2 separate regions of the Homo sapiens genome follow, and region 2 is linked to region 1. Evidence: read pairs that join two places in POLR2A ChIA-PET (ENCODE). Cell type or tissue: HepG2. All regions are shown on one strand. Links, peaks and the distances in the headings refer to the core of each region. The heading gives the core; the rest is flanking DNA. Region 1 holds the start of LOC105370791 (a long non-coding RNA gene). Region 2 overlaps TYRO3 (TYRO3 protein tyrosine kinase).

Region 1 (16,247 bases), core at 5,530-13,529:
GGCCTCCCAAAGTGTTGGGATTACAGGCGTGAGCCACCGCGCCTGGCCTTTTTTTTTTTTGAGACGGAGTCTCGCTCTGTCCTCCAGGCTGGAGTGCAGTGGCGCGATCTCGGCTCACTGCCAGCTCCGCCTCCCGGGTTCACACCATTCTCCTGCCTTAGCCTCCGAGTAGCTGGGACTACAGGCGCCCGCCACCATGCCCGGCTAATTTTTTTGTATTTTTAGTAGACACGGGGTTTCACCGTGTTAGCCAGATGGTCTCAATCTCCTGACCTCATGATCCAACCGCCTCGCCTCCCAAAGTGCTGGGATTACAGGTGAGAGCAACCGCGCACGCCTGGCCTTTTTTAAAAAATCAACTTCATTAAGGCATAATTTACATACAATATAATATATAGATTTTAAGTATACAGTTCAGAGTTTTGATAAATGCATACATTTGTATAACCATTACCCTAATCAAGATAGATAACCTTTTTTTTTTTTGAGACAGGGTCTAACTGTGTTGCCCAGGCTGGGGTGCAGTGGTATGATCTCAGCTCACTGTAGCCTCAACCTCCTGGATTCAAGTTATCCTCCCACCTTAGCCTCCCCAGTAGCTGGGACTACAGGTGTGTGCCACCACACCCAGCTAATTTTATTTTTTGCAGAGATGAGGTCTCACTATGTCATCCAGTCTGGTCTCAGACCCCTGGGCTTATGTGATCCTCCAGCCTCAGCCTCCCAAAATGCTGGGATTACAGGTGTGAGCCACTGTGCCTAGCTGATACAGAACATTTCTGTCACCTCTAAGTCCTCTTGTGCCCCTTTGTCGTTGATTCTGCCTCTTCCCACAGGTAATATTGTTGTGATTTCTACTCCCGTATGTTTTGGTTATAGATTGTTGTATCTGTAGATCGTTTTGTCACCCCAAAACCCAGTGGCTTAAAAGAATAAAAATCATTGGCTGGGCGCGGTAGCTCATGCCTATGATCCCAGCACTTTGGGAGGCCGAGGTGGGTGGAACACGAGGTCAGGACTTCAAGACCAGCCTGGCCAACGTGGCGAAACCCTGTCTCTATTAAAAATACAAAAATTAGCTGGGCGTGGTGGCAGGCGCCTGTAATCCCAGCTACTCGGGAGGCTGAGGGAGGACAATCGTTTGAACCCAAGAGGTGGAGGTTGCAGTGAGCTGAGATCGCGCCATTGCACTCTAGCCTGGGCGGCGCGAGACTCTGTCTCAAAAAAAAAAAAAAAAAAAAAAGAATAAAAATCATTTATTTGCTCATGATTTTGCAATTTGGTCATGGTTTAGTGGAATCAATTTGTCTGCTTTGTGGGTCACCTGGGGTAGCTTGACTGGGGCTGGAGAATTCACTTCACTTACATGGCTGGAGAGTTGGGATAGGCTCTGGGCTGGGAGCTCAACTAGAACTGTCTTCCACGTGGCTGTTTGGGTTTCCTTACAACATGGTGGGTGAGTACCAAGAAGGAGAAAGTTGAAGCTACCAGTGCTTGTAAAGACCAGACGCAAAACTGGTACAACATCACTTCAGCTGTATTCTACTGACCAAAGCAGGCATGAGCCTAGAAGAAATTCAAGGGGATGGAAAAATAAATTCCACTTTTCAGTGGGGAGAGTGACAAAGATGGGCCATCTTTATTCCACCACATCATAGATTAATTTTGTCTGTTCTAGAATGTCCTACAGAATGGAATCATACACTGTGTTTTAATATATGTCTGGCTTTTTTTGCTTATTATGTGTTTTGAGATTCATCTATATTGTTTTTTCCTTTTTTTTTTTTTTAAATAGAGATGGCTGGGGGGTTTCACTATGTTGCCCAGGTTGGTCTTGAACTCCTGGGCTCAAGTGATACTTCCACCTCAGCCTCCCAAAGTGTTGGGATTACAGGCCTGAGCCACTGCACCCAGCCATTCAACTATATTGTTGATATATCAGCAGTTCATTCCTTTTTATTGACAAACTCCAGAACTCCATTCTTTTTTTTATTGCTGAATATAGTCCATTGATAATCAATTTGTTTACTTATTTATCTGTTGATGGACATTTGAGTTGTTTCTAGTTTTTGGTTATTATGAATAAAGCTGTTATAAAATTTTTAATACAATAGTTTTTTGTGTGCTGGGCACAGTGGCCCAGGCCTGTAATCCTAGCATTTTGGGAGGCCGAGGTGGGTGTATTGTTTGAGCTCAGGAGTTCCAGACCAGTCTGAGCAACATAGCAATACCTTGTCTCTACTAAAAATAAAAGAAATTTTAGCTGGATGTGGTGGCGCACACCTGTAGTCACAGCTACTTGGGAGGCTGAGGCTGGAGGATTGCTTGATCCTGGAGGTTGAGAGTGCAATGAGCTGTGATCACGCTACCGCATTCCAGCCTGGGCAACAGAGTGAGACTCTGTCTCAAAGAAAGATACAAAGTTTTTTGTGGATATATGTTTTCATTTCTCTTGAGTAAATACCTAGGAGTTAAATTGCTAGGTGATAGAGTAAGTATATGTTAAATTTATAAACAATTGTCAAGCTGTTATCCAAAGGGTTGTACCCTTTTCTTTTTTTTTTTTTTTGATGGAGTTTTGCTTTTCATCCAGGCTGGAATAAAGTGGCGTGATCTTGGCTCACTGCAAACTCTTTCCCCCGGGTGCAAGTGATTCTCCTGCCTCAGCCTCCTGAGTAGCTGGGATTATAGGCGCCTGCCATCACGCCTGGCTAATTTTTGTATTTTTTAGTAGAGACAAGGTTTTGCCATGTTGACCAGGCTGGTCTCGAACTCCTGACCTCTGGTGATCCACCCGCCTCACCCTCCCAAAGTGCTGGGATTACAGGTGTGAGTCACTGCGTCTGACCAATTGTACGATTTTTTAATAGAGATGGGCTTTCACTCTGTTGTCTAGGATGAAGTAAAGCAGTGCAATCCTACCTCACTGCAGCCTGAATCTCCTAGGCTCAAGAGATCCTTCGACTTCAGCCTCCCAAGTAGCTGGGATCACAGGTGCACACCACCACTCCTGGCTAATTTTTAAATTTTTTTGTAGAGATGGGGTCTCACTATGTTGCCTAGGCCGAATTGTAGCAGTTTATACTCCCAGCAGCAATGTATGAGAGTTTTAGTTGCTACAAATCCTAGCCAACACTTGTTATTGTCAGTCTTTTTATTATTTATTTATTTATTTTTGAGATGGAGTCTTGCTCTTGTTGCCCAGGCTGGAGTGCAATGGTGTAATCTTGGCTCACTGCAACCTCCGCCTCCTGGGTTCAAGTGATTCTCCTGCCTCAGCCTCTGTAGCTGGGATTATAGGTGCCCACCACCACACCTGGCTAACTTTTGTATTTTTAGTAGAGACGGGGTTTTACCATGTTGGCCAGGTTGGTCTCGACCTCCTGACCTCAGGTGATTTGTCCGCATTGGCCTCCCAAAGTGCTGGAATTATAGGCATGAGCCACCACGTCTGACCTTGTCAGTCTTGTTAATTTTAGACATTGTAGAGGATGTGAACTGGTATCTCTTTGTGGTTTTAATTTGTATTTCCCTAATAACTGGTGGTGTTATGCATGTTTCATATGTTTATTGACCACTTGTAGATTTTCTTTGGTAAAATGTCAGTTCGTTTACTCATTTAAAAAATATTGGCCATTGAACACTTTCTGTTTTATGGAATGAATTATTTCCTGATTCTAGAACTGCAACAGGCTGGGCATGGTGGCTCATGCCTGTAATCCCAGCACTTTGGGAGGCCGAAGCGGGCGGATCACCTGAGATCAGGAGTTCGAGACCAGCCTGACCAACATGGAGAAACCCTGTCTCTACTAAAAATATAAAATTAGCCTGGCGTGGTGGCACATGCCTGTAATCCCAGCTACTAGGGAGGCTGAAGCAGGAGAATCGCTTGAACCTCGGAAGTGGAGATTGCGGTGAGCTGAGATCGTGCCATTGCACTCCAGCCTGGGCAACAAGAACGAAATTCCGTCTCTCAAAAAAAAAAAAAACAAAACCAAAAAACTCAAAAAACAAAACTGCAATAAAGCCAATTGAATTCTTTAAAAAAATATATATATTGGCCAAGACTACACTTTCAGGAATCATTTCTATAGTTTGTTACTAGAGAAGTTTCTCTGAATACGTAGAGCAAAATATATAATAAGACAAAAAGGGGGCCAGGCGCAGTGACTCATGCCTGTAATCCCAGAACTTTGGGAGGCCGAGGCAGGTGGATCATCAGGTCAGGAGATCAAAACCATCCTGGCTAACATGGTGAAACCCTGTCTCTACTAAAAATACAAAAAATTAGCCAGGTGGAGTGGCACACGCCTGTAGTCCCAGCTACTCAGGAGGCTGAGGCAGGAGAATCTCTTGAACCCAGGAGGCAGAGGTTGCAGTGAGCTGAGATCGCACCACTGCACTCCAGCATGGGTGACAGAGCGAGACTCCATCTGAAAAAAAAAAAGAAAAAGAAAAAGAAAAAAAGGCCTGTGGGCTGGGTGTGGTGGCTCATGCCTATAATCTCAGAACTTTGGGAGGCAGAGACAGGTGGATCAACCTGAAGGCAGGAGTTCGAGACCAGCCTGACCAACAAGGTGAAACCCCTGTCTCTACTAAAAATACAAAAATTAGCCAGGCGTGGTAGCAGGAGCCTGTAATCCCAGCTACTAGGGAGGCTGAGGCAGGAGAATCGCTTGAATCTGGGAAGCAGAGGTTGCAGTAAGCCGAGATTGTGCCACTGCACTCCAGCCTGGGTGACAGAGCAAGAATCTGTCTGAAAAAAAGAAAAAAAAATGAGAAAAATATATTGGTCAGCCTGGGCAACATGGCCAAACCCTATCTCTACAAAAAATACAAAAAATTAGCCGGGGTGGTGCTGCATGCCTGTAGTCCCACTTACTCCCTAGTAAGTGGGAGGCTGAGGTGGGAGGATTACTTGAGCCCAGGAGGTTGAGGCTGCAGTGAGCTAAGCAGCTGTGATCTTGCAACTGCCCTCCAGCCTGGGTGACAGAGTGAAACCCTGTCTCCAAAAAAAAAAAAAAAATTGGATTTTTGTTTTATTATTATTACAGGGTTTTTTATTTATTTATTTTTTTTAAGACAGAGTCTCACTGTCGCCCAGGCTGGAGTGCAGTGGCACGATCTCAGATCATTGCAACCTCTGCCTCCCAGGTTTGAGTGATTCTCCTGCTCAGCCTCTCTTGTAACTGGGATTATAGGCTCCTGCCACCACGCCCGGCTAGTTTTTCTTGTTGTTGTTGTTGTTTTTTTTTTTTGTTTTAGAGGAAGTCTCACTCTTGTCCCCCAGGCTGGAGTGCAATGGCGCAATCTTGGCTCACTGCAACCTCCGCCTCCCGGGTTCAAGAGATTCTCCTGCCTCAGCCTCCAGAGTAGCTGGGATTACAGGTGCTTGCCAACATGCCCAGCTAATTTTTGTATTTTTAGTAGAGACCGGGTTTCACCAGGTTGGCCAGACTGGTCTTGAACTCCTGACCTCAGGAGATCCACCTGCCTCGGCCTCCCAAAGTGCTGGGATTATAGGCGTGAGCCACTGCACCTGGCCATTTTCCTGTATTTTTAGTAGAGAGGGGATTTCACCATGTTGGCCAGGCTGGTCTCGAACTCCTGACCTCAGGTGACCACCTGCCTCGGCCTCCCAAATTGCTGGGATTACAGGTGTGAGCCACCGCACCTGGCCTATTACAGGGTTCTTAATATATTGTGGATTTTTGTCCTTTGTTAGATATATGTATTGTGACTACATGTTAATGACTCAGAAGTCTCAATATTAAAATATTAATTATTCATGAATTGATCTATAGATCCAATGCCATTCCACTAAAAATCCTAATTTTCATAGAAGTTGATGAGCCAATTCTAAAATTTACATGAAAATGCAAGGGCCAAGTGCAGTGGCTCACGCCTGTAATCTCAGCAATTTAGAAGGTCAAGGCAGGAGGATTGCTTGAGCCTAGGAGTTTGAGACTAGCCTGGGCAACATGGTGAGACTCCTGTCTCCATAAAAAAACTTCAAAAATTAGCCAGGTGTGGTGGTGCATAACCCTAGCTACTTGGGAGGCTGAGGTGGAAGGATTCCTTCAGCCTGCAAGGTCCAGGCTGCAGTGAGCCATGTTCATGCCACTGCATTGCAGCCTGGAATAGCCAAAACAGTTTTGAAAAAGATAAGTTGAAGGACCTATACTACCGACCTCAAGACATATTATAGTTACAGAAATTAAGGCAGCATAGCAGTAGTAAATGGACAAATTAGGTCAGTTGAACAGAATACAACCTAGAAATAGACCCAAACATATATAGACAATTGATTTTTGACAAAGGTGTTATGATGGACCAGCCTCTAATGATGGACCCTAATCTATCAGGTCACACTCAATAGAGATTACGTGGCATTGAATATCATGATTCCTACCTCCAGGTATTCACATCCATATGTAATCTCTCTTGAGTGTGGGCTGATAGGTGTCAGAGGATGTCACTACTAGAGTTAGGTTTAAAAGAGACTATGGCTTACATTTTGGGGTAACTGTATCTCTCTTGGATTGTTTACTATCAGTAAAGCTAGCTGCCATGTTGTAAGGTAGGCCTGTGGAGAGGCCTATGGGGCAGGGAACCAAGGCCTGCCAAGAAGCACAAAGGAGCTTGGAAGCAGACTCCCCTCACGTTGAGTCAAGCCTTCAGTTGAGACTACAACCCTGGCCAACAGCTTGACTGGAACCTCTTGAGACACTCTGAGCCACTGGCAACCTGGTATGCTGTGCCCAGATTCCTTAACCACAAAAACAATGAGGTAATAAGTATTTGTTGTTTTAAGCTGCTAAATTTTAGAGGTAATTTGTTATACAGTAACAGACAACTAATACAGATGTCAAGGTACTTCAAAGAGGGAAAATAATGTTCAACAAACAGTGTTGGATCAACTTGACATCATTATGAAATAAATGAATCTCAACCCCTACCTCACACCATACACAGATTTTTTAATTTTTATTTATTTTATTTATTTATTTATTTATTTATTTATTTATTTATTTATTTATTTTGAGATGGAGTCTCGCTCTGTCGCCCAGGCTGGAGTGCAGTGGCACCATCTCAGCTCACTGCAAGGTCCGCCTCCCGGGTTCACACAGGTTTTGTAGCCTGGCAAAGTTACTGGAATGGTGGTGATACTACCCATGTAGAGGAATGCTGTAGTACTTGTGTGTAGTGGTGAAGGGACGGATAATTAGCTTGGCTTTGGAAATGCTGAGTTTCAGATGTCTATGGGAAGTTCTGCCTAAGCGAATCCCTCCCTTTTTTAAGGGTAAATGATGAAGCTAGTAGAGGTTCTATGGAACCACTGGAAGGAGGCCAGGAAGACAGCATCCGAAATATTGTTATATAAGTGAAGAGCGAGTTTTGAGGTGTCTTTACTTTGAGATATTCATATAAAAATTTTTAGTCTCCTTGAAGTTCAGGCACAGGTGCCCTCTCTAATCGTCTATCAGCATTATTTTACTGCAATAATGTCTACAGCTCAGCATTTTAACATGTTAAGAAAAAAAATGAAATGAAGGTGGGAGACAATGTAAATATATATACCAACAGATGGGCAGTAGTCACCAAGGATTCCAAAAAAGATCTGTGGTACACGAATCTGTTAGTGTTCCTCTAGCACTGTCTAGGGGAGAAACAGAATAGTGGAGAAAAAAGATTCAACAATGTGCTGTATTGCACAGAGTACAGGGTGCTAGTTTGAATGCAACCTTACCACTAACGAGCACTCACATTCATAGAGTTCATCATATTTATCAGGGATTATGACAGGTGTTCTAAATATTTTGATCTGAGAATCATTATGACAATCCAAAGACAATCCAGGCCGGGCGTGGTAGCTCATGCCTGTAATCCCAACTACTTGGGAAGCTGACAAAGGAGAATCCCTTGAACCCGGGAGTCGGAGGTTGCAGTGAGCTGTGACTGCGCCATTGCACTCCAGCCTGGGCAACCAGAGTGAAACTCCATCTCAAAACACACACACACACACACACACACACACACACACACACACAAGCCAGGTACAGTGGCTCACGCTTGTAATCCCAGCACTTTGGGAGGCCGAGGCGGGCGGATCATGAGGTCAGGAGTTCGAGACCAGCCTGGCCAACATGGTGAAACCCTGTCTCTACTAAAAATAAAAATTAGCCAGGCGACGTGGTGTGCGCCTGTAATCCCAGCTACTCTGGAGGCTGAGGCAGGAGAATTGTTTGAACCCAGGAGGCGGAGGTTGCAGTGAGACGAGATTGCACCATTGCACTCCAGCCTGGGCAAGAGAGTGAGACTCTGTCTAAAAAGCAAACAAACAAACAAAAAAACAAAAAAACAAAAAAACAAAGACAATCCAAACTGGCCTCAATTTGCAGTCAAAGGAACTGAAAATCAAAAAGTTCAAAAACGGGCAGGCGTGGTGGCTCACGCCAGTAATCCCAGCATTTTGGGAAGCCTAGGCAGGCAGATCACCTGAGGTCGGAAGTTCGAGACCATCCTGGCCAATATGGTGAATGAAACCCCATCTCTACTAAAAATACAAAAATTGCCAGGCATGGTAGCAGGCGCCTATAATCCCAGCTACTCAGGAGGATGAGACACCAGAATCGCCTGAACCCGGGAGATGGAGGTTGCAGTGAGCTGAGATCACGCCTTTGTAATCTAGCCTGGGCAACAGAGACTCGGTCTCAAAAAAAAAAAAAAAAAAAAAAAGTTCAAAAACCTGTTCACCACAATCAGAGTGCAGGAAGAAAAAGAGCTGCAAGTTGACATGGATCTGTCTGACTTCAAACCTTGGGTTCTTTCCACTATAGCCAATAGGTCCCAAACCCAGTTGTGCATAACAATTACCTGAAGAACGTGTTAAGATATATTTTTCCAGATTCCCACTCAAGACTGACTCAGAAAATGATACTACTAGTATAGCACTTTTCTCTGAGTTGTTGTAAGGATTATATATAATGAAGAATATTGGAATGTTTTATAAACTTCAAGTGTAACATCATATGCTTACAATTTAATGCTTTTTATTACGTATGATCATCTAATACCCTTTCTTTTGGTTTTCTAGTCAGGGAATAATTTTCTGATAATTAGGCTTATGGAGTACCTTGAAATTAGAAAAGGGTGCCCCAAACTATATTTTGGCTTGATAACCACATTATAAATGAATACATTTAATTTTTAATCTATAAATAAGAGCTCTTGAGCTTGACCATCGCTAGTCAAGTTCTTCAAGCTTAATCATCTCTTTAAGAATTGATGAAATCGTTCTAAAATCCGGCAAAGCTGAAGAATGGAGTTCAAAGCAGAAAAGGTGTGAATTGTTTTAAGTGGGGATTTCATTAGGTTTTGGCCTGAAGGGCAGTTTGTGAATATGTTACAAAGTTAATTGGTTCTGATGCATGACCACTTTTTCTGAGTTAGGAGACGGTGTTTTTTTTTTTTTCTCGTTTCCAATATACCATATTTCGTACGAGGTGGAACCAGCAACTGTGATAGACATGTCCCCGCCTCCTTTAAAACGCCTCTTGCTCTTACCACCCCTACTTTCCCCAACAGTAGCAATAAGTTTAGCAAGAAAGGTCTCATCTTCTATCCCAAGGGAAATTCTAAGTGCCATTTCCACCCTCAAGTGGGGCTCCTGGTAAGTTGCATTTAAATTAGCATTCTTTTTCACTGGCCAGGAAAGGGCTGCAGTTCATTTGCAGGCAAATACCCTTGCTGTTTTTTTTTTTTTTCCTGAATCTTTACAAAGTCACTCAGCAGGCACACACTAAACGCTTGCTCCGTGGAGAAAGGTTAAACGGTTTCCCCAAGACCACACAGATCAAACAAGTGGGAGAGGAGGGGCTGAAAGTGCCTGGTATACCTCGCCACACTCCCATAATTACCCAAACCGTCTCATTCCAAGCCCAAGGACCGGGCTTTCAAGGGGACACGAAAGGAACGCCCGGGAGGTGAGCGCCAGGAGATCGGGAGAGGTGCCTTTCCCGGCATGCTCTGCAGCACACCGAGGGGCGCCAGGCGTATCCCGGCGTGCATCGGGGAGCGCCCAAGGGCGATGGTTCCCGGCTCCTGGAGAGGCGTGCGAAGTTAAGCCGGTAGGTGCGAGCTTCCTTAGCTTTGAGCCTCTGGTTTCTCGTTTCCTCTTTATGGGTTTAAATCCATAACGGCAGAAAAGGATGGCCCTCTAACTACCCTCCCTCTCCGCGTGCGAACGACTCGGCGCCGCTTCGAGCTCGGTGCCAGGTGATTAGCGGGTAGGGGCGGGCTTGCGACCAGCACGTGACCCGAACTGGCAGCCAATGACTAGCCGGGTGGTCCAGCAGCGCGAGGATTCCGGGACCCGCGAGCGGAGCGGCGCGTGGGTCGGTTGCGGTCGGCCCCGGCAGGTATGCGCAGGCGCCTTGCTTGCCACGCGCTACGCCCGTCCCCACGCGCCTGGTGGCGTGTTCTTGGCGCGAAGTGTTAAGAGTCTGGGTGTTTTTGTGCGTTGGGGGGAAGGAGAGGGTGGCGGGGGCGGGGGGGCGCTGAGGCGTCACGTGGACGCCACAGCCAATCTCAGGCCGAGGCGCACCCACAGCTTTCCCCGGCGCCCCGGGGTGCGACGTGTTCACTGAGGTTCGACCGGGCCCTGACGGCCTGAGCGGTCTTTCGAAGCGCGTGTGCGGCCTGTAAATTCTGGCCGCGGCTTTTCGTGGCGTCCTGCTCCGCGGTGAGCACAGACGACAAGTTCTCAGCAAAATGGCTGCTGGAAAGAGTCGCCAAGCAGGGGGAGTGCTGGGGCCGCGTGAAGGTCACATGACGAGGTTGGCAGCGCGTGCTGCTGGCGCGGGGTAGGGGGAGGGTGGGGGGCGTGGCGGGTCACGTGCCTTCGACTGCGCCGGCCTGTGGTTTTCCAGCGTCTTTGCTGCGGTCGGATTGCCTGTTTTTACTCCTCCCACATCGAAGCGTGGCAAGCGTCGGTGAGAAGCTGTGTGGTGTACTGGGATGAGCCGAGATCTGGGAATTCGGAGGCCTGGGGTCCAGGCCTTTGGCTAGTTTCATCTTGCCACCCTCGGCTTCCATTTCTCATTCAGCTCGGTAGAGGAGATCACCTTTTAAGGTCCCTCATACGGCCTCTGACTTCCTCACCTCAATTTCATGCAGATAAAATAATTTAACAAATTCTTAAAAATTATAATGAGACAACCGCCACCCCGCCAAAAAAAACCCCACAGCCACTCCCCTCTCAATCATTACAATGATGTGGGAAACCTGGTGGAGGTAATTTGTTATAATATTCTGGGCATGTCTGTCTATCTTTATCATTCCCATTTATACTTTATAGGGGCCCACGACCTCATTCGAAAAATATTGTCTTTTAGACATCTAATCCCTATGTATTTTCTGGGAGGAAATCAAAAGGTAACTACTATTGTCATAACTGCGGAGATGGGGAAATAGTATTTAAAAGGGAAATGCTGATCCCCCATAACGCTGCCTAGAAGGGCCTAGAAGTCTTCGTTTCCACTTGGTGGGCTATCTTTGTAAAATTTTAGAGACCTGGTACCCACCAGCCTTTGGTATTTTTCTTGGTCTCTCCTCCCAGTTCTAGCTCGTCATTTCACCAAAGAAGGGTCAAGCCATTGGTGAAGAAAAGTATAAATTGTATGTTTTCCATACCACTGCTTATGTTTTATTATACCTTTTGATTTATCTTAAAAAGAGTCTTCGAATTTTGTGCGAACACATCTGGAAAACATTTATTGAGCAATCATAATAGCTGTCACTTTTGAGTAATTATAATAGTTATCTTTCTGGCTTGGTGTTCTAAATACTTTCTACTGTATTTAATTCATTTAGTTCTCATAACAAACCTACGAGGTAAGTACTGTTATCTCCGTTTTACCACTGAGGAAAATAGCAACAGAGAGATATGGCTGGCAGTTTTACATGATTCCAACCAGATTTCCTTTTGAAAATTTGCCAAATGGTTTTAAAATTCATTTGAAAAAGTAAACCTAGAAATTAAGAAACTTCTTGGAAGAGAAGAATGAGGAAAGGACTTGTACTAGAGAATATACAAATAAAGCTATGATAATCAAAATATAAGTAGCAACCCTGGAACACAAGAGTAGTGAAACAGAATAATCTAGAAATATATAAGGTTAGTGTTATAAAGATGGTATTTTATATGAGTAGGGAAGGTGTTCCAAAATTATATTGGAACAATCAACTGTTTGGAGAAAAAATGGGATTTCTACCTTAAAATTTAAATAAAATTGCCGGGTGTGGTGGCTCACGCCTGTAATCCCAGCACTTTGGGAGGCGGAGGCGGGTGGATCACCTGAGGTCGGGAGTTCGAGACTAGCCTGACCAACATGGAAAAACCCCGTCTCGACTAAAAATACAAAATTAGCCGGGTGTGGCGATGCATGCCTGTAATCATAGCCACTTGGGATGCTTGAACCGGGGAGGCGGAGGTTGCGGTGAGTGGAGATCGCGCCATTGCACTCCAGCCTGGGCAACAAGAGCGAAACTCCGTCTCCAAAAAAAAAAAAAGAATCTAGGTGAATTATTTATATATATATATATATTTTTTTTTTTTTTTTGAGAGGGAGTTTCGGGCTTGTCCCCCAGGCTGGAGTGCAGTGGTGCTCACCACAACCTCTGCCTTCTGGGTTCAAGCAATTCTCCTGCCTCAGACTCCCGAGTAGCTGGGATTACAGGTGTCTCCCACTACACCTGGCTAATTTTTGTAATTTTAGTTGAGGCGGGGTTTCACCGTGTTGGCCATGCTGGTCTGGAATTCCTGACCTCAGGTGATCCTCCAGCCTTGGCCTTCTGAAGTGCTAGGATTATAGGCGTGAGCCACCGAGCCCAGCAAATTAAATTTTTTTTTTTTTTGAGGGTCTCACTCTGTGGCCCAGGCTGGAGTGCAGTGGCATGATCTCGGCTTACTGCAACCTCTGCTTCTTGGATTCAAGCAGTTCTCCTGCCTCAGCCTCCCAAGTAGCTGGGATTATAGGTGCAGGCCACCACACCCAGGTAATTTTTGTATTTTTTTTTTTTTAATTTTATTTTTTGAGATGGAGTCCTGCTCTGTCGCCCAGGCTGGAGTACAGTGGTGCGATCTCAGCTCACTGCAACTTCCGCATCCCAGTTTCAAGTGATTCTTCTGCCTCAGCCTCTCAAGTAGCTGGGACTACAGGCAGACTATGCCGCCGCCACCACGCCTAGCTAATTTTTGTATTTTTAGTAGAGATAGGGTCCAGGTAGCTGGGACTACAGGCAGAGTATGCCTGCCACCACACCTAGCTAATTTTTGTATTTTTAGTAGAGACGGGGTTTCACTATATTGGCCAGGCTGGTCTCGAGCTGCTGACCTCATGATCTGCCCGCCTTGGCCTCCCAAAGTGCTCGGTGGGTGGCGTGAGCCACCGCACCTGGCTGATAATTTTTGTATTTTTAGTAGAGACGGGGTTTCACCATGTTGGCCAGGCTGGTCTGGAACTCCTCACTTCAGGTTTTCTTCCCATCTCGGCCTCCTAAAGTGCTGGGATTACAGGAGTGAGCCACTGCTCCTGGCCCAAATTAAATATTAAAATATAAAACGTGAAATCAGAAAATTACTACTTTAAAAAACTGGGAAAACAGTTTTCCAGTCTTGAAATAGAATGAGGCCAGGCACGTGGCTCATGTCTATAATCCCAGCACTTTGGGAGGCCCAGGTGGGAGGATTGCTCAAACCCAGGAATTCAAGACCAGCCTGGGTAACAGAGTGAGACCCCATCTGTACAAAAAAATTTCAGAATTAGCTTGGTGTGGTGGCACATCCCTGTTGTCACAGCTACTCAGGAGGCTGAGATGGGAAGATCACTTGACCTCAGGAGTTCGAGGCTGCAATGAGCTGTGACGTGTCACTGCACTCCAGATTGGCCAACAGAGTGAGACCCAGGCTCAACAAAAGAGAAAGGAGCTGTTCTACTAAGCATGACTGTCGAGGCAAATCCATAAAGACAAAGATGACAAAGATTGATACAGTTATTACAAAAAACATCTGTCTAGTTGGCAGAAACATGATAAAGTTAAAAGACAAATTTATTTATTTAGTATTCATTTGTATTTATTGAGTGTTTACTATGTGCCAGCCAATTTTTTTAAGTTTAGGAGATCCAGTAATCAGCAAAGCCTGGCAAATTGTGAGAAAAAAAAAATTGAACAAGGCTGATACAGGAGGATTCCTTGAGGCCGGGAGTTTTTTTTTTTTTTGAATCTTTACAAAGTCACTCAGCAGGCACACACTAAACGCTTGCTCCTTGGAGAGTGTTTGAGACCAGCCTGGTCAACACAGCAAAACCTTGTCTCTACGAGAAATACAAAAATCAGCTTGGTGTGGTGGCACATGCCTATAGTCCTAGCTACTCAGGAGGCTGAGGCAGGAGAATCACTTGAACCCAGAAGGTCAAGGCTACAGTGAGCCATGATTGTGCCACTGCACTCCAGCCTGGGCGACAGAGTGTGTGTCCCAAAAAATAAATAAATAAAAATAAAAATAAATAAATACGGTGCCTTTATAGAGGGGGGTACTTTGTACCTGGTAAACATGATATAGATCTCTATTAATGACTTGGAAAGCATGTGATAAGTGAACAAAGCAGATTACAAAATTATGTGATCACATTTTTGTAGAAATATACCTGTATATATCCCTTTATAGTACTTCTCCCTTATCCATGGTTTCAGTTTCAGTTATCTGCTGTCAACTGTGGTCTGAAAATATTTTGAGAGATCACATTTACATAACTTTTATTATAGTATATTGTAATATTTTATTAGTTTTTAATCTCTCACTGTGCCTAATTTATAAATTAAACTTTATTATAGGTAAGTATGTAAGTATAGGAAAAAACACTGTGTATAGGGTTCAATACTTTCCTAGGTTTTAGACATACACTGGGGGATCTTGGAATGTATCCTGTGGGGATAAGAGGAGAATTACTGTATATAGAAGTCTAAAAAGATAAATATCAAACGTAAGCTAATGGTGACATTTTTAAGCAGTAGGATTTTGGATGAATTGGATTAGAAAAAACTATTTTCCTCTTTTTTTTTTTTTTTTGACAAGTGGTCTTTCCATGTTGCACAGGCTGGTCTCAAACTACTGGGCTCAAGGGATCTTCTTGTCTTAGCCTCCCAAGTAGCTGTGACTGCAGCTGCACACTTGACTCTAAAAAAACTTTTTTTTTTAAAATTTTTTTAGACGGAGTTTTACTCTTGTTGCCCAGGCTAGAGTGCAATGGTGCTATCTCACCTCACTGCAATCTCTGCCTCCCGGGTTCAAGTGATTCTCCTGCCTCAGCCTCCTGAGTAGCTAGGATTACAGGCATGCGCCATCACGCCCGGCTAATTTTTGTATTTTTAGTAGAAACGGACTTTCTCCACATTGGTCAGGCTGGTCTTGAACTCCCGACCTCAGGAGATCCACCCGCCTTGGCTTCCCAAAGTGCTGGGATTACAGGCGTGAGCCACTGTGCCCGGCCTAAAAAAACTATTTTTTAAAAGTTTTAGATTTATAGAAAAATTGCAGACTACAAAGAGAGTTTTCATATACCTAGCTTCCCTTCCAGCTTTTCCCATTATTAAAATCTTATGTTAGTATAGTATATTTACTATAATTAAAATAATTTATTTTAGTTTTTGAGATGGAGTCTCTCTCTGTCACCCAGGCTGGAGCGCAAATGGCACTATCTCTGCTTACTGCAGCCTCTGCCTCCTGGGTTCAAGTGATCCTCCCACTTCAGCCTCCTGAGTAGCTGGAATAACAGGTGATTCTCGTGTCTCAGCCACCCAAGTAGCTGGGATTACAGGCGTGCACCACCACATCCAGCTAATTTTTTTGTATTTTTGGTAGAGATGGAGTTTCATCATGTTTCCCAGGTTGGTCTCCTGAGCTCAAGTGATCTGCTCTCCTTGGCCTCCCAAACTGTTGGGATTACAGGTGTGAGCCACCACACCCAGCCTATTATAATTAAGGAACCAATAATGATACATTATTATTAACGAAAGTCCATAGTTTATTCAGATTTCCTTTTTATCTAATGTCACTTTCTTGTTTCACTATTCCATCCAAGATAACACAGTACTTTTTGTAGTCATGTCTCCTTAGGATCCTCTTGGCTATGATAGTTTCTCACACTTTCCTTATTTTTGATGACCTTGACACTTTTGAGGAA
Region 2 (16,247 bases), core at 3,842-11,841, 51 kb before region 1:
TATGCTCTTTCCTTGGGGATTGGGAGCTGGGGCCCTCTCCTGATGCCCAGAGGTCTGTGGTTTTTTTATTTGGCTACCTGTGGGACCTTCCAGAAGTGGGGGCAGGCTGAACTCATCAAGTTTGCCCAGCAGAGCTGCCGCCCTTGCCCTCGGAAGCAAGCCTCGTATCCTGTTTCCACAGCCTGAAGTCAGTGGAGCGCTCTGACGCCGGCCGGTACTGGTGCCAGGTGGAGGATGGGGGTGAAACCGAGATCTCCCAGCCAGTGTGGCTCACGGTAGAAGGTGAGGAGGCAGAGCCATATGGGCGTGTTGGCCTGGAGCACGTGCTGTCTGCTGGTGACTATACCTCTGCAGCGGAGAACTCAGTAGAAGCTGGGCTGCCCCACTGCTCTGTGGGGCCTGGTTGTCCAGGCTGTAGGCCCACTCCAGATGTCGGAAGACCCTACCAGTTGGAGTTGGGTATCTGAGAACCAAGGGACCAACTGGGATCCACAACCTGTGGGGTGCAGTCTGTTTCCGTTGCTTGAGCAACAAGCTTCAAGCATCCATCTGGGACTGGACCCTGTTCTGCCAAGTGGCCTGGCCAGCAGGGGGAGGGGAGGAAGGCTCTGCAGCTGCGGGAGCTCAGAGCTGTTCAGCCCAGGAAAACAAAGTGACTAAGAAAGTAACAAAGGGCCCTGAATGGGAGCTGGGGCCTGGCAGCAGAACTCTGCTAAAGCTCTCACCCACTCCCCTGAGTTTTATGCCCCTCTCCCAGCTCTCCACCCCCAGTCTCCTCTCTTACTGCAAGAAGAGCTGTCCAAATCTGCCATGCCTAAGGGGGCAGCATGGAAGATGTGTCTAAGGTGCCAGGCATGGTGGCGTGTGCCTGTAGTCCCAGCTACTCCGGAGGCTAAGGCCAGAGGATCACTTGAGCCCCCAGGAGTTCCAGGCCAGCCTGGGCAACATAGAGAGACCTCCCCGCGACCAATCTCAAAAAAAAAAAAAAAAAAAAAAAATTCCTAAGGAGCCTGAAAAAGAGAAGCACCGCCTACCTCTCAAGCTAGATGCCTGTTCTGCTGTTGACCTAATCATAAGGGGCCTGTGGGAACCTTCTGCGTGGAGGACTTCAGATGTAAACAGACTTGTGATTTGTACAGTAGGAAGCCAAGAGGTGGCAGGGCTCACTCCTCACTCCCCTTCTCTCCTAGGTGTGCCATTTTTCACAGTGGAGCCAAAAGATCTGGCAGTGCCACCCAATGCCCCTTTCCAACTGTCTTGTGAGGCTGTGGGTCCCCCTGAACCTGTTACCATTGTCTGGTGGAGAGGAACTACGAAGATCGGGGGACCCGCTCCCTCTCCATCTGTTTTAAATGTAACAGGTGAGCAGCCTCAGAAGGGGGCTGGGAGTGGAGAAGGAGCTGGGTCCTGGAGGGCACTGAAGCTGGCAGTTTCAGCCACTGAGCTTGCGGTTGTGAGCGTCCAGAGCAAGCCCCAGTGTCTGGGGACGTGAGCTGCACCATTACTAAGCTCATTAGTCAGGTGTGCTAGGCTGGCTGGGTGGGCTGATTAGTGGTGATCCTGCTGTGTGTGCTTAAGGAGGGTGTGGGGCCACCTTTGGTTCACAGCAGTCCAGGCCATGCACAGCTGGCCCTCAGAGATGAATTGTATGAGACCAGGGGCACCCATCCCCCACCCCTCCCAAGGAAAGGAGCCAGAAACCAGCCCACGCAGAACTAGGGAGGAGTATCTGGCAGACACTGAGAAGACAAGACTCTCAGGCTGCAGAGAGGGGAGAGGAGGGAGAGAGAAGGGGTAGGGGGAGGTTAGCACAAAGATACAGGGCCTCCTCCCCTAATGGCGCTTTCCGGGAAACCTCCACACGTTTTCTCAAACAACTGTGTCTGTCCATACCTCTGCACAGTCACACCTGCACACCCACCTGGGCCCCAAGTTTCTTGGGCACATACCCTCACATGCTTGTAAGGCTTGCTTATTTGTGAAACAAAGGCTTGCTTATTTGTTTCTGGTTGAGGCTTGAATTGGGCAAAAAAGATGGGAGTCTGAGCTTGGTCTCATGTGCTGGAAGGTGCCAGGGAAATGGGCGCTGAGCTAGGTTCTCCAGCAATTTGAATCTTGACAAGAGGTGGACTATGAGACCTCTTGGAAGCAAGTGCAGGTCCTGTTCAGGAGGCGCTGAGTTGGAGCAGATTAGAGAGGAGGTTGGGTTCACTTCCTTCCAGGTGTGCGTGGTTGGGACCCTCAGGCAGGCAGCCTGATAATAAGCACTCACTGAACTCCTACTCCACACCACACTGTGCTAGGCACCACAGGGGACAGAGGGAATACAAAGGAAATAGAAGCTAAAGAACTGAGTATAACTGGGGAGACAAGACATGTGCATAAAGAGCTGAGAACTACTGCAAGGCAGAGAGTCTGCAAATAACAACCCCAAGGGGGCACAGAGCAAACAGAAGGGCTCACTCTGGTATGCGCAATAAAAGAGTGACCAGAAAAGGGGGGCAATTTGTGCTGTGTGTGGGAGATGGGATGGAGGTGGGAGGGTGGTATAACGTTTCTCAAGGGCTTATTTAGCATGCCGTGCACTTGACACACATTACCTGATTCTCACAATTCTCCCATTTGAGAGATGAGAAAACAGAGCCCTCTCCAGGCTCACCAGACTCTAGTGTCCCTGTTCATTTCACCGTACCTCACTGCCCAGCCCCTTCCTTTGGCAGGAGGGATTTAAGGATGTTCAGACCAGAGCCTGAGTATTCCCCTTTCCCAGTCCCGCACTGAGTGGGGTTGCTGCTTGGGGAGCTGACTGAGGTTTTCTGGCCCCAGGGGTGACCCAGAGCACCATGTTTTCCTGTGAAGCTCACAACCTAAAAGGCCTGGCCTCTTCTCGCACAGCCACTGTTCACCTTCAAGGTAGGAGGGCTGGCAGGGAGGAAGGGTGGATGAGGCCAGGGGCATTCCCAGCGAGCTGTCCAGCAGTTAGAATCATTCTGTGTTCCAGCTCCCCTTGTGGTCCTGCTGGGATCTAGGGAGCAAGGGGTTAATTGGCATAGCTCCCATTCCTAGTGGGAGCACCTGAGACCCTGCGTGGCTGAGATGAGAATAGAATCCTGACGTCACAGCAGATTTCCCATCACGAAGCAGAGTCCTTGGGAGGGAGGGAAGGAGGGAGGGAGGCAGCAGGAGATGGTCAAGGCCCATGCCCAGCCTTGTTTCTGCCCCTCCCTTTGAGGGGATGGGGGTGGGGAAAACAGCCTAGTACCGGATGGAGGAGACCAGAGGGCTGGTGTACAGAGAGAGGGGGAGGGAGAGGGTGTCTGCAGGAGCCAGGCTGTGGCTGCAGGGGCAGCTGCCTGTCTCTCCCTTGTATCTCCCAAGCCTGAGGTGCTGCCCCCACATACCCTCTCATCTTATTCCTCAGTTACACAGGGCCTTCGTGGCAGGGAGAGGCAACCTCTCTCCACAGCCCAGGCACTCTCCCAGGTGTGAGCAGCTGTGCCCTACTGGTTGCTTATTTGTGTACTACTGTGATCCTGGGAGTGCTGAGTAGCCGTCTTTAGGTTGGGGATGCCCTGGACCCTCAGAGAGACTCAAGGCTTGACTCCCATGCCTCCTGCTGCCTCTGCTCATATCCCTACTGGGCACTGATTCTGAGTCCCCGTCCACAGCACTGCCTGCAGCCCCCTTCAACATCACCGTGACAAAGCTTTCCAGCAGCAACGCTAGTGTGGCCTGGATGCCAGGTGCTGATGGCCGAGCTCTGCTACAGTCCTGTACAGTTCAGGTAGGCTCTCCGGGCCGGGCCATGCTCGTTCTGGCTGCATGGCCAGCACTTTGTTGACAGGGATATCACACTCACTAGCCAGCTCCTGGGGGCTTGGTCTGCAGCTCTTTTCAGGCTCTGCTCCTTAGCAGGAAGAACACAGGCCACTGTCTCTTATCATGGGGTGCTCTGGCAACTAAGTGACTTTGCAGATTGGCTCAAACTCATGCATTCATAAGGTTGGAAAGCAGATCACTAGAACAGATTTGGGGTACCTGGAAGGTTTTTCTTTCTTTCTTTTTTTTTTTGAGACAGGGTCTCACTGTTGGCCAGGCTGGAGTGCAGTGGTGCCATCTCGGCTCACTGCAACCTCCACCTCCTGGGTTCAAGTGATTCTCCTGCCTCAGCCTCCCCAGCAGCTAGGATTAGGATTACAGTCATGCACCACCACGCCCAGCTAACTTTTTTTTTTTTTTTTTGTATTTTTAGTAGAGACTAGTAGTTCACCATATTAGCCAGCCTGATCTCAAACTCCTGACTTCAAGTGATCTACCTGCCTCAGCCTCCCAAAGTGCTGGTATTACAGGCATGAACCAGCACACCCAGACGAGTTTTTCTTACTTAGGTGAAAGCTCAAACCTTTGCTGATACTCACCCTATCATGCTCCACCTTACCCCCCAACCCCCACTCAAGCCAAAGAGAACAAGATGACCAGAAGGGGCCCTAAGCCTTGGAGAGTGGAAAAACTGTGTAAGGTGATACTAAAAACAAGAGGCAATGCAGGCTTGCTCATTTTCATCCGTTTACTCAAAGGCCATTTAATGAGTACCTTTCAAAACTGTTCTGGGCAGTTCCCCTGGGCAGGAGGGGCCCCTGCTCTGGGCTCCACCATTTAGAGAACCCTACTGAGGTTGGGCACAGTGGCTTATGCCTGTAATCCCAGCACTTTGGGAGGTGGAGACGGGAGGATTGCTTGAGCCTGGGGGTTCAAGACCAGCCTGGGCAACATGGCAAAACCCTTTCTCTACAAAAAATACAAAAATTATCCAGGCACAGTGGCATGCGCCTGTACTTCTAACTATTCAGGAGGCTAGAGTGGGAGGATGACTTGAGCCTGAGAAGTCAAGCCTGCGGTGAGCCGAGATCATGCCACTGCACTCCAGCCTGAGTGAGTGACAGGGCAAGATCCTGTCTCTATTAAAAAAAAAAAAAAAAAAAAAAAAAAAAAGAGGATCCTACTCTGGCCCTCCTTTGGCCACACCCCTTTCCCCGGGGCAAAGAGCCTACAGGGCCAAGAGGATATGCCCATCCAGATGGCAAGGACCCCCTCACTGCCACACTATACTATAGCTATTCAGGATCTCTTGCCCTAATGGTTCTGAGTCTGCTTCTGGGGTCTGTGTGGGCCTTTTCCCTGTTCCATCTTCCCAAGGATGGACCGCAGTGTGATATGACCACCTCTAAGCCCAAGGGGCAGCCATTCGTGAGGGGGATGGGAATGGAGCTTGGATATGCAGTCAGCATTGTCCACGCCTGTGCACATGAGGCCCCTCATGGTGCAGACCTTGGCTTCAGGCCAGCTCTTCCAGTGCCTCCTCATTCTGACTCGGGACTCCAGGGATTTGGAGAGTTACAAATGCAAACCTGATCTCCCAGGTTGTTTTGAAGGTTTATTGGTCAAAATATTAAGAGAGAAACTATTTAATAGTTTGTTAGCTGATTTATAATGTTTAAATATTTAGACATATAGTACGTGGATCTCTTTGTACTCTTGCCCTGGGCCCCCAAAATGTAAGATGAAGGGCTGGTTCATAGTGCCCTAGGCTCCCAGTTTTCTCTGAGCTTCAGAAGCTCTAGAACTTTGGAGTGGCATGTAAACAGGCACAGTAAGTGGTAAGTATACCCTAAGAGTTTCGTACCAAGTACAAAAGGACAAGAGTTTTCTGGAGTGGTTGAGAAAGGCTTTCACCAAGAAAGTGATATTTGCACTGAGTCTTAAAGGATGAGTAGGCCTTTGCTAGGAAGAGCAGGTCATTCCAAGTGAAAGGAACAGCATTTGCAAAGGTATGAAGATGTGGAACCCTGTGTATTATTGGGGTGGGGGCAGATGGGAGGGCGTGGGTTGCAAGTGTTTGCTGATAGAGGAAGCATTCATTCAAGCACCCATAACTATACCCATCCCATCTTCCATCTCTCACAGGCTCTCCCCTACATCATTAGTTTTCTGCTTTTCTGTAGGTGACACAGGCCCCAGGAGGCTGGGAAGTCCTGGCTGTTGTGGTCCCTGTGCCCCCCTTTACCTGCCTGCTCCGGGACCTGGTGCCTGCCACCAACTACAGCCTCAGGGTGCGCTGTGCCAATGCCTTGGGGCCCTCTCCCTATGCTGACTGGGTGCCCTTTCAGACCAAGGGTCTAGGTAAGGGATGCATAGAGCAGAGCGGGTGGGCAGGGCTGGAGCCGGGAAGGGGGCCGTGTTGGCTGGAGTTCTGAATGGTGCTGGTAGAGATGGAGGTTCAGGCATCATTCGGCAAACATTTACTGCATATAACTACATACCACCTTGTAAGTAGTTCTTGTAGGTGGAACAGATAAGCAAACTGGAAAAGATCAGATAATGTGGTTGATAAAGAGTGTCCCCAGGTGGTTAAGGAAACCCCCCCTAAAAAGGTCTGAAGGATAAAGATCTGAAGGATCTGGGATCTGAACGATAAAGAAGAAGCCATGTAAATATCTGGGGGAAAATCACTGCCGGAAGAAGGCACAGCAAGTGCAAAGACCCTATGACAGGAACTTGCTTGGCAATTGCAAAGAGGCTGGCATAGCTGTGAGAGGGGAGTGGTAAGGGGTGAGGCAGAAAGGCAGTAACCATGGTGATGAAGAGCAACACTGCCGAGCTGGGGTGCTGCCTGTCCTGCCCATTGCTTACCCCTCCCCCAGCACAGTGGGTGAGAGCAGTCAGAGCTGGGAGGTGAACCCTTCCCCAGTTTGTGCCTCTCAGAGCTGTTTAGTTCTTGGGAGTTGATTCCAAAGGTCTGCATGGAATTATGATGGTGGGAAGGGCAGGGGTCTTAGCAATCTTCTCTCTTTGGCTGCAGCCCCAGCCAGCGCTCCCCAAAACCTCCATGCCATCCGCACAGATTCAGGCCTCATCTTGGAGTGGGAAGAAGTGATCCCCGAGGCCCCTTTGGAAGGCCCCCTGGGACCCTACAAACTGTCCTGGGTTCAAGACAATGGAACCCAGGTAAGACAGAACCCTCCCCTCTCTCCACTCTCCTGGAGTATAAGCCTTCAGGGTTCTAAGGCCTTTAAGAATTTCAAAATGATTGTCTTTGGTGGGCCTGGGTCTCCCGCAGCCCCAGGGAATCCTTTCCTCCTCACCCTCCTCTGCAAGCTCCACTTCTCAAAGGATTATGTCTCCTGTTAGGGTTGCATCCTGTGTGCACTTTGTAAATAAAGCAGGAAGCACATTCCTGCTTGAGCTGGGGGAGGGCACAGATAAGGCTTTGTCCCCAGCTCAGTTCGCTCCCATCCCCCACCTGTGCATTCCGGGACTGAGCCTTGTTTGTGTTCTGGAGAGGCCCCTGCAGCCGGGAACAGGAATGTGATTACTCCCAGAAGGTTGTGTTCCTGCAGCCCCTGAACCCACAGTGCCCCTATACTCCCATGTTCCCAGCTGGACCTTTTTCTGTCCTCAGGCCCCAGCTGGAGGCCTTCTCCCCAGGCTCACTATGGGGTGGGGGCTTTTCCTGGCTGCAGGATGAGCTGACAGTGGAGGGGACCAGGGCCAATTTGACAGGCTGGGATCCCCAAAAGGACCTGATCGTACGTGTGTGCGTCTCCAATGCAGTTGGCTGTGGACCCTGGAGTCAGCCACTGGTGGTCTCTTCTCATGACCGTGCAGGTGAGGCTTGTAGGTGGAGAGGGGCAGAGGCTCAGGGGATCAAGGTTTTCAAGGGCAACCTAGACTGATGGGAGGAGCCTAGTAGCATCTCCCCTCCTAGTAGACCCACAGACAGAGTGAAGAAGTTGAGGCCAGGGCTGTTTAAACTATCTTGGCTGGGCATGGTGGCTCATGCCTGTAATCCCAACATTTTGGGAGGTTGAGGGATCGCTTGAGGCCGGCAGTTTGAGACCAGCTCTGGCAACATAGCAAGACTCTGTCTCTACAAAAAAATTAAAAAAAAAAAAAAAAAACAATTAGCCTGGTGTAGTGACATATGCCTGTTAAGCCCAGCTGCTCCAGAGGCTGAGGCAGGAGGATTGCTTGAGCCCAGGTGTTTGAGGCTGCAGTGAGCTATGATTGCACCACTGCACTCCAGCCTGGGCAACAGAGTGAGTCTGTTGTCTCTAAAGAAACAAACAAATAAGGCCAGGAGTGGTGGTTCACACCTATAATCCCACAACTTTGGGAGGCTGAGGTGGAAGGATTGCTTGAGTCTAGGAGTTTGAGACCACCTTGGGCAGCAAAGTGAGACTTTACCAAAAAAATTTAAAAATTAGTCAGGTGTGATGTTGCACACCTGTAGTCCCAGCTACTTGGGAGGCTGAAGTGGAAGGATTGCTTGAGCCCAGGAGGTTGAGGCTGCAGTGAGCTGCAACTGTGCCCCTGCACTCTGGCCTGGGCAACAGAACAAGACTGTGTCTCAAACAAACTATATCTCATTCTCCTCTCTCTGCCCCAGAACTGGCATAGAAATCCATGGTCACCCTCTAGGTCACAACAGCCAGGGCCTGTCTCTGACCAGGTAGGAAGGACTCTTAGGCATTCCTCTGGAGCCCCTTTCCCTCAGGACCCTTATTGACCTAGAGGAGCCCCTTGAACCAGCTGGATGGCCATCCTGGGAAAGTTCTGAAGGGACCTCATGGTGTCATCCTAGCTCATGCCACTGCACCTCCCTCCCACAGGCCAGCAGGGCCCTCCTCACAGCCGCACATCCTGGGTACCTGTGGTCCTTGGTGTGCTAACGGCCCTGGTGACGGCTGCTGCCCTGGCCCTCATCCTGCTTCGAAAGAGACGGAAAGAGACGCGGTTTGGGTAAGGGGATGGGGATGTGGAGGGAGAGGCAGGTAATGATGAAAGACCTTGGAGCTGACCCCAAATCCTGGGTTTTCCTTTAGGCAAGCCTTTGACAGTGTCATGGCCCGGGGAGAGCCAGCCGTTCACTTCCGGGCAGCCCGGTCCTTCAATCGAGAAAGGCCCGAGCGCATCGAGGCCACATGTGAGTGGTGGGTGATCGTGGGAAGGACAAATGGGCTGTCTTGTGCCCCATCTGCATTCTTTTACCAAATTATTAATTTGACTGATATGTCTGAACATCAGTGAGCCCCAGGCACACAAATCTGCCTGTGTGGAGTTCACCACCCCAGCCGTGGGAGACCTAAGCTCATCTCTATGCTCTGAGGGCAGAGTCTGGGGTATAAGAGGCTGGGTTTTGGCTCAGGAATCAGAGATCCCTCTTTCCCACAAACCCTTTCCCCACAGTGGACAGCTTGGGCATCAGCGATGAACTAAAGGAAAAACTGGAGGATGTGCTCATCCCAGAGCAGCAGTTCACCCTGGGCCGGATGTTGGGCAAAGGTATGTGAGGCTGTGTGGGGATGGGCATGGCTGGTTTGCTGTAGCTGGAAGTGTTTGGTTGCCCCTGTCACTTTGAGGCTGTGGGTTTGGGTCGGTTGCCGTAAACAAGATATGCTTGTAGACTCCTGAGTGTGGGATGTTTGTGGGGAATGGTGGCTGGAGACAGGGAGGGCTGAGGAGCTGCTCCCAGCATGCTCTTGCTTTGGCTACTGGCAAGGGTGCCTTCTCCACTGGCCCCAGAGTCTGCTGACTGTGTTCCCATGGAGGGTCACTTGGGAGGAAGGTTGGCAGGGAGCAGAGAGCCAAGGAGACTCTCCCTTACTTGGATTGGTTCCTAGGAGAGTTTGGTTCAGTGCGGGAGGCCCAGCTGAAGCAAGAGGATGGCTCCTTTGTGAAAGTGGCTGTGAAGATGCTGAAAGGTGAGTGGGGGATAGCTGTAGCCTGAGGGCATCACTTGGAAGGGTAAGAGGGGCGACTGACCCTGAAGCAGGCTCTGCTTTGCCCCTAGATTTTCCAAGAAGAGCTGGGCAGCACTAACTGGGATGCTCTTTACCACACGAATAATTCACAAGCATAAACCCAAACATACATATTCATGCCCAGCCATTGCTCTCTGCCATCGGCAGTGACTGTCCTCTGAGTCCCCTCTTGGGTGATTACAGCTGTGGTTGGTTGACCTGCTGGGCTGCCCAAACCAAAGGGAAGGGAAGGCATTAGCAAGTGGAGAAGTTGCTAAGTATCACCACTCCTTGGGGGTTTCTCCTGCTCATGGCTGGGCTGTTTCCTGGGCTCCCTGGGAAGCCTAGGACATCTGAAGGACAAGACCTAGGAGGCCTGGGTCAAAACTAGGGGCACATCTTGTTTTATTTCCTCCTTCCCCATCCCCTTCTCCTAGCTGACATCATTGCCTCAAGCGACATTGAAGAGTTCCTCAGGGAAGCAGCTTGCATGAAGGAGTTTGACCATCCACACGTGGCCAAACTTGTTGGTGAGCCCATTTTTGGGGGAGGCAGATAGAGAATAGGGCTAAAAATATGCTCTACCAATATGAGATGGCAGCCTATAGGAGAGACTTTTGGACTCATCTGGTAAATAAATAGATGGCAAAATAGCAAGGAGGGTCCTGGCAGAAATCTGAGGTGAGGAGTGCCAAAGGTCTGCACATGAAGACTGTGTGGCTGGATGTGGTGGCTCATGCCTATAACCTCAGCACTTTGGGAGGCTGAGGTGGGAGAATTGCTTGAGGCCAGGGGTTTGAGACTAGCCTGGGCAGTATAGCAACAGCCCACCTCTATTTAAAAAAAAAAAACAAAACAAAAAACATACACACACACACACGTATACAAAAATTAGCTAGGTGTGGTGGTGTGCACCTTTGTCCAGCTACCCGGGAGGCTGAGGTGGGAGGATCATTTGAGCCCAGAACATTGAGGCTGCAGTGAGCTGTGATTGCGCCACTGCACTCCAGCCTAGATGACAGAGCAAGATACTGTTTCAGAAAAAACAAAGACTGCTTGTGTGGACAGAGAAGGAAAGGAAGGGGACAGAAGATGCTCCAGGGATATGGGAGCAGCCAGAGTCCCTCCTGGGTAGTCCCCAGACCAGTGTGGAGCCTGTGAAAAAATAAAAAATAAATAGCAGAGCCAGAGCTAGAGATGGGACCCAGCAGGTGGGGACTTATGCAGACACCTGAACTGCCCCTTGACCCTTCTATGCTCAGCTCCTGACTCTCCCTTGTCCCAGGGGTAAGCCTCCGGAGCAGGGCTAAAGGCCGTCTCCCCATCCCCATGGTCATCTTGCCCTTCATGAAGCATGGGGACCTGCATGCCTTCCTGCTCGCCTCCCGGATTGGGGAGAACCCCTTTGTGAGTACCTGGTGTGGGGGTGGCCAGGAGGAAACGGGTGGGAACACAGGGCCTGGAAAGGCATAGAGACCCTGGCAGAGAGGGGCTTGCTGGGTAGGGCTGATGGAGCTGGGTGGGAGTAGGAGGGGTCTGAGTTTGAATCCTTTTAATCTAGCAGGCTTTCTTTTCTCTCACAAAACCCTGCTGAGAAATATAGGCTGGGCAAGGGCCCTTTCTAGAGGGAGGGACTTGTGGAGCCCCAGGGTGGGGGAGTCTCGTCTTCCAGGCTCCCTCTTAGGCTAGCCGAAGCTTCCTTGCCTTGGGAAGGCCCTCCATCCCCTTCCTTCCTTCCAGTGATTCTGGGGACAGCCTTCAGGCTTTCTGGCCAGGGACCCCCATCCATCCTGCCCCAGCTGGGTGGGCAGGTTAAGCCTGAGCTTGGCCTGTCTGTCCACTAGAACCTACCCCTCCAGACCCTGATCCGGTTCATGGTGGACATTGCCTGCGGCATGGAGTACCTGAGCTCTCGGAACTTCATCCACCGAGACCTGGCTGCTCGGAATTGCATGTACGAATTCTGGAGGACTCGAGGGTGGGAGACAGCAGCAGGTGCCAAGAGGAGCTAGCTGATGGTCGGCTCCTGCCTGGGACAGTATCTGCTATGCATGGGGGTAGCTTGGGAGCAAAGATGCAAAGATGTCCTGGCTCTTGTGGGCCTGTGAGCATGGCAGAAGGCTGACTCTCTCCCTCAATGCCCCTTGTAGGCTGGCAGAGGACATGACAGTGTGTGTGGCTGACTTCGGACTCTCCCGGAAGATCTACAGTGGGGACTACTATCGTCAAGGCTGTGCCTCCAAACTGCCTGTCAAGTGGCTGGCCCTGGAGAGCCTGGCCGACAACCTGTATACTGTGCAGAGTGACGTGGTGAGCAGGGTGGCCCGTGAAGCTTGGTGGGGACGAGTGTGAGAGCAGACCTTTAGGATCCTTAAGGGCCTAGCCAAGTCTGCTCTCTGGGGTTTGGTTGCCCCCTGATGAGGCCCTGAGCCCCAGGTTGTGCTTGTCTCAGAGCCATGGCTCTCTGCCTGGCTCAGGACACCTAGTGACAGCTTCTCCCCCAACCTCGATTCTGTCCCAGTGGGCGTTCGGGGTGACCATGTGGGAGATCATGACACGTGGGCAGACGCCATATGCTGGCATCGAAAACGCTGAGATTTACAACTACCTCATTGGCGGGAACCGCCTGAAACAGCCTCCGGAGTGTATGGAGGACGTGTGAGTATCCTGGGAAGGGGGCTCTGGAAGGAAAGGGGAATCTGGAGTTTTGGCTGATGGCTGCCACCACAGTTGCCTCAACTGGACCTTTGTTTTTTGATAGAAACATCCTTGTAGTTGGAAGGCTGCACTCCACCTCATACTCACTGTTCATCTACCACCTCCCTGTTTTCTTTCTTTCCCCCTTTCCCATCCCAGATTTCTTGCTTTAGCCTTTGTCTATCAGTCTCTTTTCTCCAGTTTGTAAGGAGAACCAGGAACCCCAAGAGCAGAAGGCACAGTGCTGAGTAACAGTGTGGGAGGTTTCCCTGCCATCTTCCCACCCGTCATTCCTTTTCTTTTTTTAATTTGTATTTATTTTATTTTATTTGTTCTACCCTAGTGAATACAACCTTTGTCCTGGAGACCCCAGCTAGTCTAAGAAAACTTCCTAGGCTGAGCTCTCTTGGGAATCTAAGATAAAGAACTGAGATCCTGGGAAGAAGGGAACTGCCTCCTCTTCTTTCTGCAAGCCCAAAGCCCTCGGGACTGGGCAGGCAATGATACCACCCACTTTGCTACAGTGATAACAGACCCTGTGACAAGATAATGGGAAGTGTCACTGACATTAGCTGGGCATTTAGGCATTCTTTCAGGTAATCTTCCTCTGACCTTATGAGGAAAAGACTATTATTTATCCCCACTTTGTAGATGAGAAAATAGGATTAGAGAGATTAAGTAACATGGCCAACGTCACAGAGCTAGTAAGTGAATAAGTTGGAATTTGAACCTAGATCCCTGTAGTTTTAGAATATATACTCTTAACTCTTTATGACAACAACTGTGATTTGTCTGTTCTAGTCTTACACTCCCACTCCATCCAAGCCAAGGGCTCCCTAGGCCTTCAGACAACCTTTTGTGAGTATTTTTTGTTTTGTTTTTTGAGACAGGGTCTCGCTTTGTCACCCAGGCTGGAGTGCAGTGGCGTGATCTCTGCTTACTGCAGCCTCAACCTCCTGGGCTCAAGTGATCCTCCCTCCCCAGCCTTCCAAGTAGCTGGGACTACAGGCACGTGCCACCACACTCGGCTAATTTTTGTATTTTTGTAGAGACAGGGCTCCGCCATATTTGTCAAGCTGGTCTTGCGCTCCTGGGCTCAAGGGATCCATCTGCCTTGGCCTCCCAAAATGCTGGGATTACAGGTGTGAGCCACCACGCCCAGCCCAGAGGACCTTTCATGAGCCCCAGGGGGAGTGGGAGCCACTGTGACCAGAGAAAGAATCTGCTCCATTTCTTGCTCTGGGATTGGACTTCCAGAGGGCCGAGGTCATGGACAGGCACAGGAAGGCTCAGCCTGATGGTGGGGTCCTTCCCTTGGACAGTGGGTTTGAAGTGCCCTGAGCCTGGGCTGTGGGTAACTCACCTACACCTGAGAGGGAAATCTTGAGTAGACAAGCCAGGCCCTGGCCCTCCTGTTCATTCAGCAGAGCTCAGGGCATGGCAAGGGGCAGGAAGCTCACATCTCCCTGTGGCTGCAGCCTGCTTCAGTTCTAATCTGGCGCTGTAGAAGCTCTGAAGGGCAGTGGGGACCAGACCCCAGCGCAGCCTCCTCCCCAGCTGGAGCTGGTGCTGTCAATGGAGAGTGGGCAGGCACTGGCCTCACCCAGGCAGCCTGGTGGACAGGCGCCAGTTGGCTCCTAGCACAGCCTTGAGGACGTGTCCCAGTCTGGCCATGTACCCACGGCCCCAGACCATTCCCATTCCCACGACCTGTTCAGTGTCTGGCATGATTACTGCCATTACTGGTGGCCCCTGCTGGGGGTGTGCTGGTGTGTGAGGCAGTGCTTGGGGCTCTTGTCATGGGCATAGGCAAGAGAGTCAGGCATTTGCATTCATTGGACTTGGTCTCAGCGTCTTTCCATTAGGTTTTTGGTTTGTTATTTTTCCACCTGAGCCTGAGGCATTCCTTGGGCATCCTGAGTGATAGGCTTCAGGGAATTTATAAGGTTCCTGAAATTGTATGTAAAAAAGCATTCCTGGCAGGGGACGGTGGCTCACGCCCGTAATCCCAGCGCTTTGGGAGGCGGATCTCCTGAGGTCGGGAGTTCCAGACCAGCCTGACCAACATAGAGAAACCCCGCCTCTATTAAAAATACAAAATTAGCTGGGCGTGGTGGCGCATGCCTGTAATGCCAGCTACTTGGGAAGCTGAGGCAGGAGAATCACTTGAACCCGGGAGGCAGAGGTTCTGGTGACCCGAGATCACACCATTGCACTCCAGCCTGGGCAACAAGAGCAAAACTCCATCTCAAAAAAAAAAAAAAAAAAAAATTAATTCCTGTTGGCAGGAGAGCTGGAAGCTTTTTCCAGATACTCAAAAGTTATATATGAATAGTGAGGACTTTTTCTTTTTTTTGAAATGGAGTTTTGCTCTTGTCGCCCAGGCTGGAGTGCAATGGCACAATCTTGGCTCACCACAACTTCCACCTCCTGGATTCAAGCGATTCTCGTGCCTCAGTCTCCTGAGTAGCTGGGATTACAGGCATGCACCACCCTGCCCAGCTAATTTTGTATTTTTAGTAGAGACGGGGTTTCTCCATGTTGATCAGGCTGGTCTCAAACTCCCGACCTCAGGTGATCTGCCCACCTTGGCCTCCCAAAGGGCTGGGATGACAGGTGTGTGCCACCTTGCCCAACCAATTTTTGTATTTTTTAGTAGACACGGGGTTTCATCATGTTGGCCAGGCTGGACTCGAACTCCTGACCTCAAGTGATCCACCTGCTTCGGCCTCCCAAAGTGCTGGGATTACAGGCATGAGCTACTGCACCTGGCCTGATTCAGTAGGTTTCCTTTTTTTTTTTTTTTTTTTTTTTTAAAAAAAAAAAAGAGAAAGGGCCTCGCTCTGACAGCCAGGCTGGAGTGCAGTAATGCAATCACAGCTCACTGTAGCATCAAACCCCTGGGTTCAAGAGATCTTCTGCCCAGCCTCCCTAGTAGCTGGGATTACAGGTACTTACCACCATACCTTGCTTATTAATTTTTTTTTTTAATAGAGACATGGTCTCGCTATGTTGTCCAGACTAGTCTCGAACTCCTGGGGTCAAAGGATCTTTTAGCCTCAGCCTCCTGAGTAGCTGGGACTACAGGTGCATACCACTGTGTCCGGCTGCACGGTGAGGAATTACTGAGTAGGTACTGCCCACTCAGCACAGGAGGGACTTCGGAGTCAACCCCCTCGCTTCAAATCACAGCTCTGTCACTTTCCACGTGTGTGACTTTAGTCACGGTTCTTAACCTCTTTGTGCATGTTTCCACATTTGTAAATGTGGAAATGATTTCTATTTGATCATTGCTTTCATAGGGTTGTTGTGAGAAATAATAAGCTAGGATGTGCCTGTAATCCCAGCTACTCAGGAAGCTGTGGTGGGAGGATCACTAGAGGCCAGGAGTTTGAGACCAGCCTGAGCAACATAGCAAGACCCTGTCTCTACAAATATATTTTTTATTTATTTAATTTAATTAATTTATTTGTTTGTTTATTTATTTTGAGATGGAATTTCACTCTTGTTGCCCAGGCTGGAGTTCAATTGTGCAATCTCGGCTCACCGCAACCTCCACCTCCTGGGTTCAAGCGATTCTCCTGCCTCAGCCTCCCAAGTAGCTGGGATTACAGGAATGTGCCACCATGCTGGGCTAATTTTTTTTTGTATTTTTAGTAGAGATGGGGTTTCTCCATGTTGGTCAGGCTGGTCTCGAACTCCTGACCTCAGGTGATCTGCCTGCCTTGGCCTCCCAAGGTGATCCCACCT

Evidence for each region. ChIA-PET counts read pairs that join two places held together with the same protein. Peaks named below come from ENCODE experiments on the same cell type or tissue, not always from the same donor. Only the 100,000 strongest peaks of a DNase experiment are listed, where the experiment ranks them.
Region 2: POLR2A ChIA-PET joins it to region 1 with 17 read pairs; 5 of 35 experiments call an interaction of 5 or more read pairs at or near these places.

What each region holds. Positions count from the first base shown.
Region 1 is chr15:41,611,169-41,627,415 of GRCh38, forward strand. LOC105370791 (a long non-coding RNA gene) reads right to left here and starts at 10,287. Exons shown (of 4, transcript NR_188233.1): 1 at 9,899-10,287; 2 at 1,367-1,566. It also overlaps the pseudogene LOC124903614 and a transcript of MGA not described here. RefSeq lists a silencer at 10,268-10,327. In HepG2, for the core only: no CTCF peak of the experiment used is centred there; DNase peaks (open chromatin) are centred at 10,333 and 10,763; H3K4me3 peaks cover 1,306 bases.
Region 2 is chr15:41,561,358-41,577,604 of GRCh38, forward strand. TYRO3 (TYRO3 protein tyrosine kinase) reads left to right here. Exons shown (of 19, transcript NM_006293.4): 3 at 182-282; 4 at 1,191-1,361; 5 at 2,827-2,913; 6 at 3,669-3,784; 7 at 6,003-6,180; 8 at 6,860-7,005; 9 at 7,521-7,665; 10 at 8,670-8,799; 11 at 8,883-8,983; 12 at 9,247-9,342; 13 at 9,681-9,761; 14 at 10,238-10,330; 15 at 11,086-11,207; 16 at 11,645-11,754; 2 more. Among named protein-coding and RNA genes, the nearest start is that of TYRO3, 10 kb to the left of the region's middle. RefSeq lists enhancers at 1,016-1,703, 3,080-3,766, 6,580-7,087, 7,088-7,593, 8,102-8,608. In HepG2, for the core only: a CTCF peak has its summit at 7,363; DNase peaks (open chromatin) are centred at 5,332, 6,674 and 7,274.